Regions from separate parts of the Homo sapiens genome. Here region 2 is linked to region 1. A link is a loop called in an ENCODE intact Hi-C map of the cell type or tissue named here. Cell type or tissue: CD14-positive monocyte. All regions are shown on one strand. Links, peaks and the distances in the headings refer to the core of each region. The heading gives the core; the rest is flanking DNA.

The links. Peaks named below come from ENCODE experiments on the same cell type or tissue, not always from the same donor. Only the 100,000 strongest peaks of a DNase experiment are listed, where the experiment ranks them.
Region 2: it touches region 1 in a loop (8-fold over the local background); 7 of 110 quality-filtered maps call a loop at or near these places.

Annotation. Positions count from the first base shown.
Region 1 is chr5:143,548,798-143,560,765 of GRCh38, forward strand. LOC105378208 (a long non-coding RNA gene) reads left to right here. Exons shown (of 5, transcript XR_944374.4): 5 at 10,208-10,973. Among named protein-coding and RNA genes, the nearest start is that of MIR5197, 130 kb to the right of the region's middle. In CD14-positive monocyte, for the core only: no CTCF peak of the experiment used is centred there; DNase peaks (open chromatin) are centred at 5,594, 6,594 and 8,844; H3K4me3 peaks cover 1,000 bases; H3K27ac peaks cover 2,612 bases.
Region 2 is chr5:143,600,943-143,612,910 of GRCh38, forward strand. No RefSeq gene overlaps it. Among named protein-coding and RNA genes, the nearest start is that of MIR5197, 73 kb to the right of the region's middle. In CD14-positive monocyte, for the core only: no CTCF peak of the experiment used is centred there; DNase peaks (open chromatin) are centred at 3,519, 4,559, 4,949 and 5,599; H3K4me3 peaks cover 2,330 bases; H3K27ac peaks cover 2,204 bases.

The DNA.
Region 1 (11,968 bases), core at 1,939-9,938:
ATTAAAAGTTTGTACCCTTTCACCAATATCTCCCCATTTTCCCTACCCCAGAAAGTCCTGGTAAGCACCATTCTACTCTGTTTCTATGAGTTTAACTTAAAAAAAATTCCACATGTGAGTGATATTATACATTATTTGTCTTTCTCTGCCTGGTGTATTTGACTTAGCATAATGGCCTTCAGATTCATCCATGTTGCAAATGGCAGGGCTTTCTTCCTTTTTTATGACTGAATAATATTTCATTGTGTGTATATATGCCACATTTTCTTTATCCAGTCATCCACTGATGGACACTTAGGTTGTTTCTATATCTTGGCTATTGTGAATAGTGTTGCAGTGAACATGGGAATGTAGATGGTTCTGAGATACTGATTTTCTTTCCTCCAGATATATGCTCAGAAGTGGGATTGCTAGATCATACAGTAGTTGTAGTTTTACTTTTCTGAGAAACTTCTGTACTATTTTTCACAGTGGCTGTACCAATTTACATCCTCCCAACAATGTTCAAAGGTACCGTTTTCTCCACCTCCTTGCCAACATTTGTTAGTTCTTGTCTTTTTGATAATAGTCAACCTATCAGGTATGAGGTGATACCTCATTTCAGTTTTGATTTGCATTTCCCTGATGATTAGTGATGCTGAGTACTTTTCATGTACCTATTGGCCATTTGTAATATTTTTTGGAAAAATACTTTTTTTTTTGAGATGGAGTCTTGCTCTGTTGCACAGGCTGGAGTGCAGTGGCGCGATCTCTGCTCACTGCAACCTTGGCCTCCTGGGTTCAAGTGATTCTCCTGCCTCAGCCTCCTGAGTAGCTGGGACTGCAGGTGCATGCCACCACACTGCGCTAATTTTTGTATTTTTAGTAGTGACGGGATTTCACCATGTTGGTAAGGCTGGTCTCAAACTCCTGACCTCGTGATCCACCCGCCTTGGCCTCCCAAAGTGCTGGGATTACAGGCATGAGCCACCGCACCCGGCCTGGAAAAATAATCTTATCTTTACTGCTTCTTTTCTTCTACTATACTTTCCTTTATTTACCTAGCAACCAAAGTAGTTAGGTATATAACTTACAGCGTTTCTTATTTTTCTAATGTAAGCATCACACTTTCCTTTAGCTGCTGCTTTAGTAGTTATTGTTGTCAGGGATTTTAGTTCTATCCTGACTTTTTAAATTTCATGAATTAGGCATTTTTCCTTTGCTTTCAGTTATGCAGTAATACTATATGTTATGTCTAAGGATGTATTTTTTTTTCCATTTGTTCTTTCTCCTCTTCCCTATTTCTCCATTTGGAATTTCTAAATTTGAATTGTTTTATCAATTTTAGAAAATTCTAAGCCCTTTTACTTTTCAAATATTTTTGCCCTTTCATTCTCTCTATGAGCTCCTTCTGTAACTCTAATAAAATGTATATTAGATTCCATTAGTTTCCTTTGTCTCTTATCCTTTCTTTTAATATAATTTTTTTCTTTATGCTTCTTTCTGGATATTTTCTTTTGTTCTCTCTTCCACTTCATTGATTGTCTCTTTAGTTGTGTATAATCTGCTTTCTAATCTCTTCTTGAATTTCTAATTTTGATTTTTATGTTCTCATTTCTAGAAAGTGTTTTTTTTTATATCTGCCTAATATAGTTTGATAGTTTCTAATTTCTTTGTTATAATTTTAGTGCCCTCTTTCTTTCAATATTTCTTCAAGGCTTTTTATGTTTTGTAAGATATTTTGAATGTAAGTAGACTTATTGGTCTGATTCTATAGTTTGTAGTTTTGACCATCTCTTGCTCATGGTGGTTTACTTCAAGTGTTTATTTTTGATGGTGAATTCATTTTTTTTTGCAAAGACATCTGTGAGATGTTTTTGAGGCTTGTGTTTGAAATAAATTTTTTTTCCAAGAGGATTTGTGTTGGCAGAAGCAGATTTGGGGGAACTCCTGACCCCATATTATTTTAAATTTCCTTACCCTCCCTTACCCCTCCTCTTCCTCCTTCTTTTTCTTGCCACAAAGATTTTATAAATTATCACCCCCAAACTGTGTTTGCAGTACTATATACCTTAGGAATTCTCAGAAAGACACTCTCTCTCCTTTTTTAATACACCACCTAAACCCTTAATCCAAGCAGGCATTTATTTCCATAAGCTCCCTCTGTAGGATGGTTTTTTTTTTTTTTTTTTGGAACAGTGAGGTGTGATCTCTGAGTTCTATGACTTCATGAATAGTCTCTGATCTGGTGTCTTACTCTGTCTGCTTAGATTTCAGGATTTACCTCCTATCTCTCAGAAGAAAGGGCTTTTAAAATTTAGATTCAAAGTCACCAGAAATTGGCAAATTATGCTATTGCAAATGCTACTCTAGTGCTTACTAACCTCTATGGAATTATATTTTTGGCCTCCAGAGAATTCCCTACATTTGTGCCAGCTCAACATACATATGTGTGTGTGTGTATTTGTGGGTGTGCATATTTGTGTGTGTGCACACAGTTGCATGTACGTGCAACACTTTTAGGCATGCTGTATCAGAAAGGGGTTCTCTAAATATCTAGTCTACTTTTGACTCAAAACAGAAGTCTTTACTCAGATGGTTTTAATGTTGTTTGGGATTGTTTAACCCAAAGTTTCATCGGATCATGCCTTACTCAAAAGCCTCCAGTAACTTTCCATCACACTTAGCATGATATCCAAAGTCCTACTCATGGCCTGCAAAGTCTGGCAAAATCTGACTTCTGCTACCTCTCCAACCTCATCTTCTCTTCCTTTCTTTCTCACTGATTTAAATATACTGGCTTCCTTGCTGTTCCTTGACTATGGCCACACATGCCTGCTGATGCCTCTGGCACTTTGTGCTACCCTCCTCTCTATCTGGAACTGTCTCCAAATATTCATACGCCTTACACTGCCATTCCATTTTGGTCTCTTACTTGAGTGTCACCTTTTCTGAGATATCTTTTACCCTTTGTAAAATTACATCCCTCATCACTCTCTCTTCTCTTTTTCTTCATAGCACGTAACATACTATATATCTGTTTATTTATGTATTTAATCACACCATTAAAGCTTGCCTGCCTTGTTCACTGCTGCATTCCTATTGCTTACAGCAGTACTGAACATATAGTAAGTACTCAAATATTTGTTGAATGCATCATTATCATTTTAATACAAAAATGAGTTATTCCCTTTTATTAAGGGAGCTGTTTTCTGGGACATGTGGCTTTGAAACTAATGCTAAAAGAATATCCTGTAACACATGGAATCATTTATTTTTATTAACAAGTCAATTCAGTTTTTTTGCAAAATGCACAATTCCCAAGCAGCTGCTTAAAAACGAGACAATTCATTTCCAAGATGTTTCCTGCAAGTACCGTTGATGGTGCTAAATATTTATTAAGTGCCAGTGTGCTAAATTAGGTGCTGGTGGACAGTGACCACATTTTAGTCCAGCCCAGTGGGTCCAGAGAACACAAGGAGGGAAGATGTGGAGTTGGCCTGGTCCCCTTCCTCAGAGCCCTCAGGATTCACTTCCCAGATGAGGGGAGGTGATTTTAGAGAAGGTGTAATTATTATGTGTTAAGTGTTACAATGGCCCCAAGTGTTCAGGTAATTTAGATAAGAAAGTAGAAGGGGACCTTCTCCTGGGTGACTTGGTTGTTCCTGAAATGATTAGGTGCTCCTAAGTTTTAACTGAACTGGCTCAATAAAGAGTTGTTCAAATACGTTTTTGGGTCTGTGCTTTAACAATTGCTCTCTCACTTCCTTTAATTCCTCTGATTCCTGATTTAGCTTGAGCCATAGTTGCCTGTTCATGGCCAACTGTAGGTCATCCTCCTAGGTTCTAGTGATGTTTTCTATCGTCTTGATATTACTGCATAAATTTCCTAAATCCCCAATTACCTGCTGACCTTAGTCCTCAATTTCTCAACCATTTCCTTGAAAACACACTGAGCCTTCATAAATATGGTATTTTAGCATTGTGTTTTAACTAAAACTGGTATGTTAGTATCATCCTGTTGCTTCTTTGTGGTAAGTCCAGCTCTACCATCTGCCGTCTTTGTCAGCCATTGTGGGTCAGAATTGTCCACAGAGGCTTAAATGAGTGGCAGGAGGAAGCCATTCATGTGAGGTAACAACCCACAATGTAGAAGCACATGCAGCTCAGTGGGACTCAGTGGGGCACTTCTTGGCTGAGAAGGCTGTGTGGTATAGAGAACTTACTGGCTGAGGCTGGGCATGCTGTTTCTAGTACTGGTTTGAGGTTAAAAGTATATATAAGCTATATACAGCAGTGGACTGTGTTATCTATTTATTTAGGAACTGTTTGAGACAGTATTATACAAAATTCGTACTATACGGGGAGACTTTAATCACAATAGGCACTTACTAGATGGAATTCTGTAACACAACTGACTCTAGCTGTGGTCATGCACAAATGAGCATGATGGGCTTTTAACATTTGGTGTATTGTAAGACTATGGGCACAGCTTGTCCTTTAAAGATGTCTGCCTACAAAGGATATTTATATACTATGTATACACGTATAAACATATGTTACAGATATGTGTAAATTTTGTAAAAATCCAATTTAATTTAATAACAATTTACTGAGCACCCACTATGTCCAGACACTTTTCTTAAATACAAAGGTCGATCAGAAATAGATCCTGCCCTCAAGGAGTTTAGTGCCATCAAATGAAATACAGACTTATTCCCTCACTCCTTCCTGGCAAGGGTGGGTACAGTTTCCAAGACCCAAGAGGCGTTAAACCATTCATTTATTGCTTTAGCAATCACATTACTTTCTAAAGTTGTCATTTGGCTTGGGTTGGGTGGTAAGATACAGTTTGTTTTTTTCTCCTACTTTTTTTTTCAATAAGCTTTCAACTAAACCAAAAAACCCAAAAAACCCTAAACGTTGCAACTAATTTCAATAAATTATCGTTTAAGGTTTCTTCTATTTTGGCATATAACGTGGAAACTATTTTTATTATGTGAAGAGAACGACAGCTTAGTATTAAGTGTTTAAACTAGACTCAACCCAGGTTGGTTTTATTCATGAAATATTACAAATAGTTAATAAAAGCCGGGGAGAGGGAGAACAAAAAATGCAGTTGAAACAATGAGTAATATGTCAATGAACTGATGACACTTCTCATGTCCTAAAGATAGTTTTCGAAGGTGGAATATGAACTGAGAAACACATTTAGCATAAACGAATCTCTCTAATCTCTTCCTTTGTATAATGACCTTTCATTCACTCAATAAACAATGAGGACTGACTATGTGCCAGGCATTTTGCTAGGCACAGAGGAAATGGGAATAAACTAGCTATAGTCCCTGTCTTCAAGGAACACATAATTTAACTGGGGGAGCTAAGTGTGTAAACACATATGTATGGGAGGTGAGGGACTTCTAAAACTTAAATATGCCCATATGCAAAGCTATGACTGGTCAGAATTTTTATCTCCGTATCATGGACACTAAGATTTTTTTTAATCTTGTTCATGGCATTTCATATTAGTCACCTACTCCATTTGGCAAAGCAGAGTACATGTCATAGACTTGAATTCTGGTCAGAGTCCTGCCAACTTCTAGCTGAGTGGCCTTTGGCTAGTCATACCATCTCTCTGAGAATATTGCCTCATCTGACAAAAATGGAGTAGGTTTACCGCAGGAGGATGTTGATATGAGAAAGTACTTTACAAAATGAGAAGTGCTGTAGGGTATGGCTGCATTCTTACAGCTGATGTTTCATCTGGATGATCTCTAAATTTTCCAGTTTCCCATCTTGCACTTCCAATAGACCAAGGAGTCCATGGATTAATAGTTGGCTTCCAAGGTTAGGATTCTAGCTGAGATCATTTGTAAAGTTTTGGGTATATATGCAGATGCATATTTTTCTAGTTCCTCAGGTTTCATCAGATTCTTAAAGGGGTCCATGGCTGTAAAAGAACCCAAGACTACTAATCTAGACAGTCTCGGAGTTTTTTGTGGGGTGCAGAGAGTGCCTTGTTTATCTTTATATCCCAATACTTATATCATAATGCCCTGTGCAAAGTAAGGGCTCCTAAATTTGTTACATTAATAAATATCAAAATGGATAAGTGCTATGATGACAAATATTAACATTCAAAACAAGTCTGGCCTCATCCCAGGGATGAAACATTGAATTCTGATGAAGCCTGTCATTGGTTGTCACACAGGGAGAGGTGCCAAATTCAGACTTCTTTCCTTATGTTTTCAACCAACTTGGGGAAGCTCCTTCTCTGCTCTTTCTTGAATTTGCGGATGGTTTTGTTCGTTTGACTGTGTCAAGGCTGAAGGTCACTCAGTCATACAGGCCTCCTACAGACTCTTTTCTGAGCACATGGGAAGGATCTGGTGAACACACGCATCCCGCTGGAGAGGGCTTGTTTGAAAAGCTGAGCAACTTTGGAGGAGTAGACACAAACCTTTCAGGCATTTGCTTATGTCTACTCTGACTAAATGTTTCTTACACAAATGCAAATATTCTAGTACTAAGACTTTCTTGCACAACTACTTGAGATTGTAAAGTCTATATATGTGCCTCAAACATAAACATTATTGCAACAGGTTAGGAGATTGGCCTGTCAAATTGCATCACAACTGGAGGCAAAGTGCAAGGTTGTCCATTGCATCATGATAGCAATATTGAAAAGCTGAAAAACAATCTAAGTGTCCATCAAAAGGAGGCTTGCTAAAATAATTATCATATAACTTAACAATGGAATGTCAGTAACCCATTCAACAGAGTGAAGTAGTGTAACGTTCAGTATTTCATTGTACAATAAACAATGATTTTTTTAAGTGAAAAGTTTATTGCTTTTAAAACACCTTTTATTTTAAAATATTTGTGTACTCACTAGATGTTAAAAAATAATACAATAATCCTACGTATCTTTTACCAAGCCTCCTTCTATGGTACATTTAAAATATATCTTAAAGAAAAATATAATAGGTTGCAGAATGGAAAATATGGTAGGATCCTATTTATGTAAAAATAAAAGTATGGCCGGGCGCGGTGGCTCACGCCTGTAATCCCAGCACTTTGGGAGGCCGAGGCGGGCGGATCACGAGGTCAGGAGATCGAGACCATCCCGGCTAAAACGGTGAAACCCCGTCTCTACTAAAAATACAAAAAATTAGCCGGGCGTAGTGGCGGGCGCCTGTAGTCCCAGCTACTCGGGAGGCTGAGGCAGGAGAATGGCGTGAACCCGGGAGGTGGAGCTTGCAGTGAGCGGAGATCCCGCCACTGCACTCCAGCCTGGGCGACAGAGCGAGACTCCGTCTCAAAAAAAAAAAAAAATAAAAAATAAAAGTATACCAAACTGTTGACACTGGATATCTCTGTGGAATGGAAAATAACATGCAGCAGGAAAAGGAGGAAAATGAGAGATTTTAATTTTTTTCAAGACTGAGTCTCTCTCTGTCACCCAGGCTGGAGTGCAGTTGCGCGATCTCAGCTCACTGTAACCTCCACCTCCCGGGTTCAAGTGGTTCTCCTGCTTCAGCCTCCTGAGTAGCTGGGACTACAGGCACACACCACCACACTTGGCTAATTTTTTGTATTTTTAGTGGAGACGGGGTGTCACCATGTTGGTCAGGCTGGTCTCGAACTCCTGACCTCGTGATCCGCCCCTCTTGGCCTCCCAAAGTGCTGGGACTACAGATGTGAGCCACCATGCCCAGCCTTAATTTTCTTAATTTATAAATATCTATACTATTTAATGTTGCTGTCATTATCTACATATTTATATAGATGCCTATATATCTATATGCAGATATAAATACATACTTCAAAAAGGAAGTATTACTTTTATTTAGAAAAATACCTCAAATAGCAAATTTAGGAGAATAATTTCTATGATGGCAAATCCAGGCTCTAAAAAATTAGTTATTCTCAGCTTGACAGATTTTTTTTTTTAAAAAGGAAGCTATGATGCAGGACTATATTATGAACATTTGATGCCTATTGTCCTAGAACTCAACACTGCAGTGCTTAGACAATATGTCCTGTAAGACGGTACTGTTTGTGAACTACAAGATATATTTTCCATGATTCCATGGATTGTTGGACCCTGTAGCCAAGACTAGAACACATACTTGGAATCCAAAGTATAAGGTAATTCTAAAAGGCCTTGGTTTCTGTATTATAAATATAACTGTACTAGCAGAATTATGTTTTGACCATTTCTCCCTAAGCCACCATTGAATGGGCAGGAACCACTGAGAGCTAGAACTCAAATCTGGCCTTGGTATGCAATCTTGACTATTTTAAGCTCTCTGATTCCCCATGTGCCTTTTATCAACCTTTCTCCATTCTGCAACTATTTTAATTATCTGGTACATGATCAAAAATGCATTCTCAGCTGTATTGTACCAGTCAGTAGTGGGTGACAAGGCCTTCCCACAGCATTTATCTTTAAGCTTCAGCATACGTATTTGTACTCTTCATCCTATCTATTTGGAGTGGTCTCAAATTCCACAGGCTACTCCACGGTGTGGAGGTGGAGCAGGAAGAGGAAAATGAAGAAGGCAACTGCTGCTGGGTGTGTAACATAATACCCAATAGGTCACTGCTGATGTATTTAAACATTTATTTGTTGAGTAATTTATCTCTGGCACATTAGGAGATTGTTAATGGTGTTAGAGAGGAGTAATTGCTATTTCTGTGATTAAGTTGAAAGGAACACAGACGCATAGTTAACAAGACACAGTATTTATATGATATTTGTAAGTCATATAAATAGATTTTTCCTTGAATGGTAACCAAAGGCACATGAATCATTCATGGTGTTTATGTGACTGAATGAATGCTGATTTCTTAAGCAGAATTAGCAAAGAAGTTGATTCATATGAAGAATACTGTCATTTCTACTTCCTGTTTAATAGAATAGCCTGAATTAAAGAGAACAGAAAAATTCCCTCTGCAAGTTACATTAGTAACATTCTCATTCCCTGAAAGACACACACAGACATGCATACACACATACACTCATGTTTATTAATTCATGCATGCATGCATCCATCCATTTTCTCACTCAATTTTAATTGCAAGCCAGTTATGTGCCAGATTCTATGTGCCAAGCTGAGGAGATGATGGTGAGCAAAAACAGATCCAGTCTCTCTTCTTATAGGGTGTAAAAAATCTATGGTAAATAATGCCATTAATTAAAAACTACCCAAATGATTATATATTAATAATTACCAATGGAGTCAAGTGCTCTAATGGAAAAGAATAAGTTCTATGAGAATATGTAAGACCAGATACCTGATTTAACGTGGGAGGGTCAGGGTAGGCTTCCCTGCACATGTGGTGCTTGTGTGGAGATCTGAAGGATGACTAGTAGTGCTGGGTAGGAGAGGATTTGTGCTTGATGAGTGTGTGGGGTTTGTGAGTATGTTTGTGTGTGTGTGGTGTGAGTTGTCCAACACTCAGAACTATATGTATGAAGGCTCTGGGGTGGGAGGGAAGATGAATGTGTCAAGGATTGAAAAAAAATGACAGGTAGATGAACTGCAGAGAGAGAGGGTCAAGTGATTAAGAATGAAACCAGAAAAAACAGGACCCAAAACATGCAGGACATTGGAAGCCAGAGCAAGAAATACAACTTTGAAGAAACATGATCAAATACACTCCCTTCTCCCATCCGTAACATACATTATACACAAAATGAACAAAAAGGAAACACATGTCCAAAAGACACTGGGGAACTGTGTTATATTTTAAACAGTAGTATAATAAAACTGTCCCATATTCGTATTCAGGGTCCTGTATACAACCATGCCAGAAAAACTCCCAAAGAGATTTAATAAAATGAAACACATTTATTTTCATGGTCCCTTCATTGAGCTCTTTATGAAACTGAGACAATTACACGTATATGACCACCTTGCAGACATCAGGAAAGTACAGAATTCCCAGCTGGGTCCATAAGGCTGTACTACTTGACAGTGCCTGGTTTAGGCTTTCATTGTATTTATAGAGCTACTAGAAACTCACACACTGGAGACAAATGGGAACAATCAATAGAAGCTGGATACTTTGCACATTGAGTTATAACAATGGTAATTAATGTGGACATTTCTGGGACCCCCAGAACAGTAACTTTGGTGTAAGAGAGGCTGCTTACCCTATTATTTGACTCCCAAAGAATTTTGATGATTACGGTGTATCTTATGTGTCTACCACTTTGCAGAAGCATTTGGCCTGAGAAGATACCACACCCTCTCCATCGTTTTCATAAGAATTGCCTACCATCTACAGATGAACCCACCCAAGCAAAGCCAGCATGCTCTGCATAGGAAGCCTGAGATGATGGAGTCCACATGCTGTTTATTTAGTCATCATAGCTTTATGACTTGAAAATGTTGACAGAGACATGCATCTACCAGTCACCATGGCAGGGATTCAATAGCCCACTGTGCCACAGAGGGCATGCCTTGGATGTAGAGAGTGAAGACTTTCCACAACTTGTGAATGAGCCCTCTGTGAGTTTAGCCAAAACATTCATGTCAAAGAAATGGAAATCTCAAATAAAACCCATCGCAGGCCAAGCTCAGGAGGGCTGGCTAGCCAACAAATCCTGAACAAGGGGGTTCAAGGGAAAAGGAAAACATGTGTTTCATAGGCATGTATGAAAATAATCTTTTCTTCTATAGCTTTTGAAATGAGGATAATGAAATATCAGTTGGTCTTTGAGGATGATGAAAGGAATATTTTTTGTAAGTTATAAAACAATAGCGTCTGCCTTTAGCAAGTAATCTCAAGAGAGTCACTTTCAGAGTCCAGACTGGAAGAACACTTAACTTCAAAATAGCTCTTTACAAATACTAATCAGATGGTCCACAAAACTCTCTGCCATATGAAAGTTATCTTAACCCAAGTAGGGAAGTCACAGATAGCTGTAAATATCTGTGTGCCTAGCTCTGTGTTAGAAGCAATGGTGAATGTGTGTGTGTGGGATGGGGTGGAGTCAGTGGGTATGTGTAGGTGTGTTGGTGGGTGGAGAAAGGCTGCATTCATTTAGGTGCAGGAAAAGGCTTTTTTTTTTTTCTGACCAATTAGGTTTTTGACTGAATGGACCAAACTGACTGTTGTGGTGTCATGGAAACCTAGCCATGGAAACCTTATAGAAATATCAGGAGCTGAAGGGAGGGAGTGTTGAAGAAAGCATCACAGAGAGATTGCTACCAACTGATTCCCATAGATACTATAAAAATAACTCCTTTTATCTTCCCATTTTCAGTGAGAGAATCTCGCTATTTGGAAAATCATGCTTGCTATTCTGCAGCTTTTCTGTACAGATAACTAATAAACAACTTGGAAAACACTCACTCATCTCAAATGGAACTGAATTGAATCAGATGTTCAGTTTGGAGGGCTGAGGGAATGAAACTTACCTTTATATCTAATGCAGGCCCCCAGCCTTCATAACTAGTACATCAGCAAGTCCTATTAATTTTATGTCATAAACAGATCTTGAATCCACCTCTCTTTACCCTTACCACCAAACTACAACATTTATCACCCCTCCCAGTCCCCAAAGTCCCCTCTTATATGTTTTCATGGCACTCTATGCTTTTTTCAAAGCACTACCCTTTACATGTTCATTTATGTGATTACCACATTCATTTGTTGTTTTATTAATTCATTCACTTATTCATTCAACAAATATTTATTGAGGGCCTGCTCTGGGCCAAACACTGTTTCAGCGACTATTGACACAATAGTGAAAAAAATAGACAAGCTTCCTACTCCCATGGAGCTGACATTTGAATGGGCACAGACAGGTATAAGCAAATAAGTAACAAATAAGAACAATGCCTACTGTCTAATTGGGAAGACAGACATTCAATCCATTATTCCCTCAGCACCCAGTATGAACTTCAAACACAAATCAGACCAGGTCAATCTCTGCTGAAATCCTTTCTATGGCTTCCTATTGCACTTAGAATAA
Region 2 (11,968 bases), core at 1,272-9,271, 51 kb after region 1:
GAGAGACACAGAGAACAGAGTTCTTATGCTGTACAGAGGGAATGCCTATTCCTTAATTCGAGCAAACGCTCACATCTGAAATCTTTTTATATAAAACATTTCAGTTTTTAAATGTTGGCAATTAATTCAACATTAAAAAGACTCATTGTATTGGCTAAATAAAACATATCCAATGGCCGAAATCAGTCCTCAGGCTACCTTTGAGACCTCTGGTCCAGAGGGATACCACTGCTATTTTCTTCCATAATCTCACGTGTTCTTTATTATTGGTGTCACATTTGTTTCATTTTTTCTTCCTCTCTTCTAAATGGCCTTAAATTCAGATTTTTTTTCTTCTTCATTTCTCAATAAAATAGGAAACATTAAAGATATTTCTTATTAACAACTGTCATTTGGAAAGTTTAAAAAATAAAAAGCAAATCTTCCTTTTATAATGGGACAACATAGCTATGGGTACAGACTTTGGAGCAGAGGAGCAGCGGGGTTAGAAGGAAATTTGGAATAAGAGCCAGGTGGCCTGCTTTCTCTCCTGAGAGCCTCAAATGACCTTGCACAAGTTGCTCAACTCCACATTTATCCTATCTTCTTCTGGAATGCTCTTCCTGCTTTCCTGTTTAAAGGGGCCCTTGTCATACCGAACGAACCCAGGCCTAGGGCCTCTTGCATCCAGGTTTGGAGAAAGTTTAAGTTCTCCGGCACACTGAAGAGCAGTCCCTTGTGGTGGACGTGGGTGGGTTTTACGTTGAGCATCTGTGCCCCTTGCTTAGGTCAGTGAAGCCATGATTTTCCTTTGGGAAATGACCTTTCCTTCTTTGGATGCAGCACAGGTATCAATGAATGGGTCCTGCCCTCCCCTGGCCTTGGAGCTGTGCTTGGGCTATCAAGAGAGGATGGTTTCCCACATAGACAAGGGGGCACCAAAAGAAAAGAGTACATTTGTTGGACAGGCAGAGCTAACTGGTGACCACTATAACCAACACTGAGTGATGTGAATTTGGGGAAAAGGAAGTGTGTAGAGAAGCCCTGGACTAGGTCTCTCATGCTGCAGATGAGGAAGCTGAAGCTTGGAGGTGTTGGGCGACCAGCCAAAAGCATGAAAGATGGGGGCTGCAATCTGTCATCGGCTTCTGATGTAACTTAGGAGACTTGGGCCATATTGGTTTGTCAGTCCCAAACCTCAGTTGCCTTATCTGCAAAGTGATCACAATGGTTTCTGACCAATAAATGTTCTGAGAACAAATAAGGTCTTATCTTCAAAGAACACTGTGCCTTGAAAGTACAGAATGTAACTAGCGAACAGATACCCTGAAGGGTTCACATCTGCTAAAATCAGGCACCACAAAGCCTTGAATATACATGAGGCTTCTCTTTCATCTCGAGTTATGTAACATATCACAGGATCATAACATATACCTAATTCGGCTTCCTGAGCTAAGATTGTTCTAGAGAAGTTTCCAGTTTTTTATTTCTACCATAGAGAAGTGGCATAGTATGGTGGTTGAGAGTGGGCTGACAGACCTGGGTTTTAACTCTGAGTTTATCACTTTCTCATGTGACCTTTGGCACATTACTTTAATTCTCTGCATATCAGTTTTCTCATCTGTAAGTGAATAGTCTATGTTCGTAAACAGTTATATCAGTTTTCTCGTCTGTACCTGAATAGTTGCAGAAACAACAACATGAGTGAACGTGGAAGGAGATCAGGAAAGCAAACGCTTAGGACACAGGGAACTCAGTGGTACAAATGAAGATCTAAGTCAATGCTAACCAAAGAGGATGATGATAAAGCAATAGTACTAGTAGTCATGGCGGTATTGTTCATGAGTGGGATAAGTTCTTGGCTACCTGCTGGTTTTTAGCGGGTAGGAGGAAGGACAAAGGTGAGCATATCACAGAGAATCTGGCTCAAGTGGGTCATCTGCTTTCCCCCATGCTGTTGCAGGCAAGTCCTATGGGACCAATTGTTAGATGCAGTGGGGTCACCCAGCCTTGTACTGCTTGCATAGAGAAAATCACCTTTCTAGTAAAGGGAGTGGCAGTAGAGGGAAGGCGAAGGGAGACAAGACAGGATCAAGGGTTGGCCTCGTGGTGGTTCTTCTTTTCTGTGAGTTTGCCTTAATGCCAATGCAGCATGGCAGTTCTTCCTGAAGAACTGCGCCTGGTCAGGAAGAGCTGCTCCTGCTCTCTCTTTGTCATAGCATCCTGTGCTTTTCCCCTGGATCTCATCACAAAATAAATATTTATTTGTGTAGTTACTTTGTAACTATATGTCTCCTCCATCAGACTCTGAATTCAACAAGAGCAGAGACTATTTCTGTCACATTTACCACTGAATTCTTGCTACCTACCACAATCCTTGGATTTTGTAGGCTCTCAATAAATATTTGTAGAATAAATGAAAACATGCATCTGTCATGGGCTTTCTGTTTCTTCATGTATCTGGGAACCTGAAGAAGCAAGTTGGATCAAGTCTGTGACAAAACTGCCCCTGCTTATCAAAAGTTGTTACTGCTCTGGTAGTCCTGGGTGAATTCTTCTCTTCTCTCTCTAGAAGAAATTTCCAGATGAGGCAGAGATCAAATACACAACGATTTTCTCATTTGGCGTAATGCAGACTCATTCTACTTGAGTCAACAGTCACATGCAGGCTTCATCCATATCTATGAAGTCAGGGATTTATCCAATCCATATCTACTAAGTCAGTCAGGGGTTTATTCAACAGGCTTTAGGAATTCAGTCAAGAGCTAGGCAGACGAGGCTGGGCTCGGTGGCTCATGCCTGTAATCCCAGTACTTTGGGAGGCCGAGGCAGGCAGATCACGAGGTCAGTAGTTCGAGACCAGCCTGGCCAACATAGTGAAACCCCATCTCTATTAAAAATACAAAAAATTAGCTGGGCGTGGTGGTGGGCACCTGTAATCCCAGCTACTCGGGAGGCTAAGGCAGGAGAATTGCTTGAACCTGGGAGGGGGAGGTTGAAGTGAGCCGAGATCATGCCATTGCACTCCAGCCTGGGAGACAGTACAAGACTCTGTCTCAAAAAAAAAAAAAAAAAAAAAAGAGCTAGGCAGACAAGGCCCCCGACTTCAAGAGTTTACATTCTAATGGAGGAAACCAAAAATTAAGAAGAAGAAAAGATAATTTAGCCATGTTGAAAAAAACACCTGGTAACATGATATATGTGATAGTGACTGAAGGGTAGAAGGAACAACATAGATTTGGGTGCTCAAGGAAGGCCTGCGAGATGACTGTTGAAATGAAGCCCAAATGACAAAGGAAACCTGCCATATGAAGATCTGGACGAAGAGCATTCCAGGGAGAGGAAGAAGCAAATGCCCTAAGGGACAAGCTTGTTATGTTTGAGGAGCAGAAACAAGGCATGTTGGGTATTTGTGGAGTGGAATGAGGTATGAGGTAATTCAGACAGGAGGAGAGGCTAGATTCTGTATGGCATTGCTGGTATTAGTAAGGCATTACTTTTTCTTTTTCTTTTTTGAGACGGAGTCTTGCTGTCTTGCTGTGTCGCCCAGGCTGGAGTGCAGTGGCGCAATCTCGGCTCACTGCAACCTCTGCCTCCTAGGTTTAAGCAATTCCCCTGCCTCAGCCTCCTGAGTAGCTGGGACTACAGGCGTGCCACCACACCCAGCTAATTTTTTGTATTTTAGTAGAGACGGGGTTTCACCATGTTGGCCAGGTTGGTCTTGATCTCCTGACCTGGTGATCTGCCCGCCTTGGCTTCCCAAAGTGCTAGGATTACAGGTGTGAGCCACTGTGCCTGGCCAGGCATTTTTTTTCTTAAGTGTGATGGAAGATGGAGGGGTTAGGCAGGGGAGAATGGGTTGCCAGGAATCAAGAATAAAAGCAGGTCTGTTTTAGTAATCCAGGCAAGAGATGGAGGAAGCTTGGACTAGAAGAGCAGCCATGGATGTGGAGACATGTGGCTTGACCTGCTGATGGATTGGATATGAGGAAAAAGATGGGATGAACAAAAATTGTTAGAGGTGTGTATGTGAACTGGGGTGAAGGATGTTACCATTTACTTATTTGAGAAAGAATGGGAAAGAAATGGGTTTTTGGGGAAGAAACCCCCACAAAGTTCTGTTTTGTTTATGTCAAGTTTGAGATACTTATTGGACAATCATTTGAAGATATTAAGGTGGAGTCGGCTATACAAGCTTCAAGCTCAATGGAGATATCTAGGGCTGGAGAGGGAGTTGTGGTATTATAAGGGTAATGATGATGCTTAATTCCATGGTTCTGAATGAGATCACTGATGGAAAGTGTGTAGATCAAAAGTGGAAGGAAGGGAGGAGAACACCTGGAATATAGAATCATGTAATCTGTGCTGATTTATTTTATTTTAGGATCTGAATCATGCTGATTGTTTCTTCAATTCCTCACCATACCTTGCATTTGTACTTCTGAAGAGTCATATGTTTTTATTAGTTAGGCATTTGGTATAAAAATTGTTACTGTAAGCTATCTGTAATCACATTCTAGAAATCAGTTGGCGGGTAACAGATGCACATATGACCACAGGAAATGCCAAAAACCACTTCCCATGGTTGTTCCTCTTGCATGTACACATCTATTTTTAACACTCATGATTGTAAGGCAGAGCTCTTGTCACTTGAGGGAACTGTGTTTCCTCGTGGAGATCCAAGGCCACTGGACACAGAGAGTGGCATCCCATGGGCCAGCATTTACTGCTGCTGGTTTGTTAACAGAACTCCGACCTCATGGACATTTGGTTGCTTGATGGTTATGTGCTGGGAGTAGGGAATGGGAAGGTAAGTGGTTGCAGAAAAGCAATTCTATAGTTCTGAGGATTTCCTAACATGTCAAAATTTCTCAGAAAGCTTTGCTAATTTAGGACTTTTTGTCTAATTATCGGAAGTATTTACTCATCTCTTTCCTAAGAGCCTGTGCTCAGTCAGCTCTCTCCTAAGTGGAGTTGATTCTTTTCTAACATGTGATGGGTTTTGACTCAATAATGTGAGAGAGGAAACTTGAAGGTTCAAACCCTGACAGCTCCCTGCTGATGCACAGGAACTGTATTTACATGGCTCCCAAATACCCAATTGGAAAACTATTGCTTAACAGGTGGCTTGTACTAGCTACAAATAAACGGTTTATTTAAGGGGTCAAAATCAGCTATTTCAGCTTAGTGTCGTTGCTTTAAAGAAGGACTGTTTTCTAGCCAGAGGTCCTTGGCTTGAATCCAGCTTTAAAACTTACTTGTTCTATTACCATGGGAAAGTCACTTTTTTTTTTGTCTTTAGTTTCATCATCTGTAAAATGGGTATTATTGTCATAGCCACCCCAGAGTCCTATAAGGAGTGACATGTTGCTCTCTAAACCACAAAGTGTGAAATAAACTCTTAGATAGGAGAAATCCCATTTTTTCATTTTGTTCAGAAGAACTTTTGGAAGGGAGGCAAGATTGAGAAAAAAATATTCTCGTCTCCAGGGTTCTCCTGAGTTCATAAATTCTCAACCACAGGGGGACTGGGTTTTACTGGTCATGTCTCACCCTACCAGGCAGGATGTGGGTGAATATAAATCTATATCGTGGTGACTCAAAATGGCCCATTAAGAACTCGTTGGTCTTGGTCATATCAGATGAGGAAGCATTGAGCATCTTTTGGCCTGTGTCATACAAAACCATATTCCCTTTCATACTTCAGTGTTCTGTGCTTTATCTGACTCACTATCCCACACCTTTTCTAGTTCTACTTACAGGAGGTTTTAATGCTCCTTTCTTCAGAGTTAGACTCATGGAAGGAGTCAGTTAAACAATATTTATTGAATTTAAAATGCACAAATCATGGGTGCTAGCAATTACAATTTAGGGGTTTTTACTGCAAATAGACTCACAAAAGCACTCAAAGATACATGGGCAAGACATTGCAGCATGATACTAAAGAACTGAAAACAATCTAAGTCCTAGGAGATTAAATAAATTACAGTACTTCCAAACAATGGAATATTATGCAACCTTCATAAATAATAAGATAGATACATATTTTCTGACATGGGAACATATCTTAGGTATATTACTGTATAAAAACCAAACAGCAGAACATTTGTAAAATGATTCCATTTATGTAAAATAAAATATCAATACGTCTATCTGTATCTATATAAACATTTTGTTAAAGATATATAAAGAACTATTAAGGACAGTTACTTAGGGACTGAGGGTAGAGGAAGATTTTTACTTTCAGTTTTTTTACTTGTGCCATGTTCATGCGTTACTTTTTACATATATAAATCAAAATTAGTTAAAACTAGGTTAGCTTCATGGAAGGTTTAGAAGTCACTAATGCCCCTTTCCGAGACAACAGAATGAGAACTTGTATTACTTAGGATTTCTTGGTTGCAAGTGAAAACAAACAAACAAACAAACAAACCAGCTTAAGCTACCCATAAAGGATTCCTTTCATAAGAGAACATGGGTATCCAATGAACTCCAGGGCAGAAAGCACTGCCTGGCCTCAGAAGTATCTGGAAGTGGGAAAGCCATTGTGAGCATAGGGCACATCCCCCATCTCTTGCCTCTGTTTCTCTCTGTATTTCTGTCTCATTCTTACTGTTTGTAGACTCACTTTTTTCTGCTCCCTAGTCCTCATGGCAGAACCTGGGACCCCATGGCTCTCAAATCACCATGTTAGAAGTCTAGTCAAGTGGAGAGATGAAATCGCTTGATTCCAAATTCTTGATCCTAATTTCAAGTTCTCAGAGAAGAGTCTCTGATTAGTTTAGCTTGTGTCCAGTGTCCAGCCCTGTCCAATCAATGGTGGCCACAAGATGGGGTCTTAACTATTGACTGCTGAGGGCCCATTCAGGCTGAGGGCAAGGAAAGTTAATGTGGAAGACACTCCAAAGTGTCTCAAAACCAAGGCTATTGGATGCCTTTGTCTAACTCCAGGGATGCTGGATTGCTAGGTTACAGATGATGCTGTTTTTAATTACCAACTCACTAATTTACTCCTTTTTGTCATGTCACTGATTTATTTTGCTATAAAAACTCACATTGGGGAATTTATAGCAAAGATATATTGACTATAAAACAGAACATTGATATAGTTTGGCTGTGTCCCCACCCAAATCTCACCTTGAGTTGTAACTCCCCCAGTTCCATGTGTCATGGGAGAAACCCAGTGGGAGGTGATTGAATTATGGGGGTGAATCTTCCCTGTGTTGATCTCATGATAGTGAATAAGTGTCACAAGGTCTGATGGTCTTATAAACAGGAGTTTCCCTGCACGAGCGCTCTCATTTTGCCTACTGCCATCCGTGTAAGACGTGACTTGCTTCTTTTGCTTTCTGCCATGACTGTGAGGCTTCCCTAGCCACGTGGAACTGTAAGTCCATTAAACCTCTTACTTTTGTAAATTTCCCAGTCTTGGGTATGTCTTTATCAGCAGTGTGAAAATGGATTAATACAAACATTTTGAGGGCTATAAAGTACTTACTTTAGATATATTTAGTAGTTTGATGATATTAGTGGGTAAACAATTTACAATTTGGACTGCTGCATGGTGACTGAGACAACTCATCTATCACATGTTTGGAAGTGTTGAAATCAAAAAGATAATCCAACATGATCAAATGGGTTTCATACCAGGGATGCAGGGATGGTTTAACACATGCAAGTCGATAAATGTGATACACCACATAAACAGAATTTAAAACAAAAATCACATGATCATCTCAATAGATGCAGAAAAAGCATTCAACAAAATGTGGCATACCTTTATGATTAACTCTCAGCAAAATTGGCATACAAGGAACATACCTCTATATAATAAAACCCATCTAAGACACACCCACAGTCAACATAATACTGAATGGTGAAAAGTTGAAAGCATTCCCTCTGAGAACCGAAATAAGACAAGGATAGCCACTCTTACCACTCCTCTTCAGCATAGTACTGGAAGTCCTAGCCAGAGCAATCAGACAAGAGAAAGAAATAAAAGGCATCCAAATTGGTAAAGAGGAAGTCAAACTGTCACTGTTTGCTGACAATATGATCGTTTACCTTGAAAACCCTAAAGACTCCTCCAGAGAGCTCCTAGAATGGACAAAAGAATTCAGCAAAATTTCTGGATACAGGATTAATGTACAGAAATCAGTAGCTCTTCTATAAACCAACAGTGACCAAGTGGAGAATCAAATCAAGAACTCAACCCCTTTTACAATAGTTGTAAAAAAATAAAATACTTAGGAATATACCTAACCAAGGAAGTGAAAGGCCTCTACAAGGAAAACTACAAAACACTGCTGAAAGAAGTCATAGACAACACAAACAAATGGAAAGACATCCCATGCTAATGGATGGATAGAATCGATATTGTGTATATGAACATACTGCCAAAAGCAATGTACAAATTCAACACAATCCCCATCAAGATACCACCATCATTCTTCACAGAATTAGAAAAAAACAATTCTAAACTTCATATGGAAACAAAAAAGAGCCCACATAGCCAAAGCAAGACTAAGCAAAAATAACAAATCTGGAGGCATCGTACTACCTGATTTCAAACTATACTATAAAGTCATTGTCACCAAAACAACATGGTACTGGTATAAAAATAGGCAATAGGCCAATGGAACAGCATAGAGAACCCAGAAATAAACCCAGATACTTACATCCAATTGATATTCAACAAGCAAACACAAACATAAAGTAGGGGAAAGGACACCGTTTTCAACAAATGGTGCTGGGATAATTAGCTAGCCACATGTATGAGAATGAAACTGAATACTCAACTCTCACCTTATACAAAAATGAACTTAAGATGGATTAAGGACTCAAATCTAAGACCTGAAGCTATAAAAATTCTAGAAGATAACATTGGAAAAATCCTTCTAGACATTGGCTTAGGCAAGGATTTCATGAACTAGAACACAAAAGTAAATGCAATAAAACAAAGATAAATAGCTGGGACTTAATTAAACTAAAGAGTTTTGCACAACAAAAGGAATAGTAAGTAGAGTAAACAGACAACCCACAGAGTGGGAGAAAATCTTCACAATCTATACATCTGACAAAGGACTAATATCTAGAATCTACAACAAATTTAAACAAATCAGTAAGAAAAAAAAACAAACAATCCCATCAAAAAGTGGGCTAAGGACATGAATAGACAATGCTCAAAAGAAGATGTACAAATGGCCAACAAACATCTAAAAAATTGCTCAACATCACTAATGATCAGGGAAATGCAAATCAAAACCACCATGTGATACCACCTTACTCTTGCAGGAATGACCATAATCAAAAAATGAAATAACAGTAGATATTGGCATGGATGTGGTGAACAGGAACACTTTTACACTGCTGGTGGGAATGTAAACTAGTACAGCCACTATGGAAAACAGTGTGGAGATTCCTTAAAGAACTAAAAGTAGAACTACCATTTGATCCAGCAATCCCACTACTGGGTATCTACCCAGAGAAAAAGAAGTCATTATTTGAAAAAGATACTTGCATACACGTTTGTAACAGCACAATTCACAATTGCAAAATTGTGGAACCAACCAAAATGCCCATCAATCAACAAGTGAATAAACTGTGATATACATATACATATGATGGAATACAACTCAGCCATAAAAAGGAATGAATTAATGGCATTTGCAGCAACCTGAATGAGACTGAAGATTATTATTCTAAGTGAAGTAATTGAGGAATGAAAAACCAAACATCGTATGTTCTCACTGATATGTGGGAGCTAAGCTATGAGGACACAAAGGCATGAGAATGATACGATGGACTTTGGGGACTTGAGGGGAGAGGTGGGAAGGGGGTGAGGGATAAAAGACTACAAATAGGGTACAATGTGTGATGCTCAGTGATGGGTGCACCAAAATCTCACAAATCACCACTAAAGAACTTAATCATGTAACCAAATACCACCTGTACCCCAATAACTTATGGAAAAATAAAAATAATTTAGAAAAATGAAATTATGAGAAAGGGACTCTTTATGTCACCACATTGAAGATTCTCATCTTCAATAAATTTATGTACCAGGAACTGACTAAACGATTATTGTTCAAATATATTTTTAAGATATGTCATAAGAAAAATGAAAGAATGTAAGTATCCTACATAGAAGTTGTATATCTGTAGCCTTCCTTTCTTCCATCCCACTAGTATTTATAAAGTACCTACTATATATAGCTCAAGCACTCTGCTAGGCATGAGAATTAAAGAATAGTGATAGTACTTGTGTGACCTCAAGAACTTCACAGTCTAGTGGAGGAGACATTCATGTAAATGAAAAATAACAATATCATGTGTTAATAGAGATAAATACATGTAAGATGATAGGGCTCAGAGGATAGGTGGAAGAAGTGAGCCTCAAGCAGGGTAGAGAATATTTCTACCCTTGTCAAAAGATGAGGAGGAAATGGTAAATGCAGTGTCAGAAAAAGTGAACATACAGAATGCCTTACAAACACCAAAATGAAGGAATAGTCACCAAATGTGACTATTTTTATACACTTATTTTTAAGCTTCAAGATGGGCTCTTATTTGTACACAATTTTTGTTTTTATACAAATTAAAAAATAGCTCATTTAATTCCTTATTTGACTCAGTTTCATGAGAGCAGGGCCCATGGTCTTCTAGTTTATACCATGTTCCCGATATCTGCACCATGTCTAGTGCATCATAGGTACTCACTAAGCATTTTTAAAAATGAATCTATTTATGGAATGGAAACAAATACAGAAAAATGTTCACAGACCATAAGTGTACCATACAATAAATTTTCATGAACTGAATGCTACCACCAAGTTCAAGAAATTAAGGAATTACTGGGTCATGAGTAAGTTCCCAATGCATACATTTGACATTAGTAGGAATTGTTAGTTTTCCAAAGTCGTTACACCAATTTACGTTCTTCTCAGTAGTAGATAAGAGTTTCAGTTGCTCTTCATGCTTTCCAGCAGCTTGGAATTATAGGTCTTTTAAATTGCAGCCATTTTGCTAGATCTGTAGTGGGATTTCATTGTGGCTTTAATTTGCATTTCTTTGATGGATAATAATCTTGAGCCTATTCATATGTTTTTTGTAATTTGAACATCCTCTTTTGTGAAGTGCCCTTTAAATATTTGCCCATTCTTCCCTTTAATTGGGTTATTTATCTTTATTTCCTATGATTTGAAGGAGGGGGGTTCCACATATATTTTGGATATAAATCTTTTGTCAGGTATAGGTGTTGCAAACATATTCTCCCATTCTGTGGCTTGTTTTTTTTCACTTTCTTAATGGAGGCTTTTGATAAACAGAAGTTCTTATTTTAATGCGATTCACTTAATCATTTTTTTTTTTTTTTTGAGACAGTCTTGCTCTGTTCCCAGGCTGGAGTACAGTGGTGCGATCTCGGCTCACTGCAACCTCCGCCTCCCAGGTTCAAGGGATTCTCCTGCCTCAGCCGCATGAGTAGCTGGGACTACAGGCACGTACCACCACACCCAGCTAATTTTTGTATTTTCAGTAGGGACAAGGTTTTACCATGTTGGCCAGGATGGTCTCGATCTCCTGACCTTGTGATCCACCTACCTCAGCCTCCCAAAGTGCTGGTGTGAGCCACCACGCCTGGCCAATCAATCTTTTCTTTTCTTTTATGGCACCTTAATGTTTCCTGTGTCCTGTTTAAAAATCTTTGACTACTTCAAGCTCATGAAGATATTCTCCTATGTTTTCTTATAGAAACTTTATTTCACCTTTCAACTTAGAACTATAACATAACTGGAATTGACTTTTGTGTATATGGAGTCCAACTCAATTTTTTTCAAATGAATTTCCAGTTGTCTCAGCACCATGTATTGAAAAGGCTATGCTTTGTCCTAATTCAAGTGATTCTGTATGCATGGGTTTGTTCCTGTATTCTCTATCTTGTTCTACTGTCAATTTGTCTAGTCTAGTGCCAATACCACAGTGTTTTAAT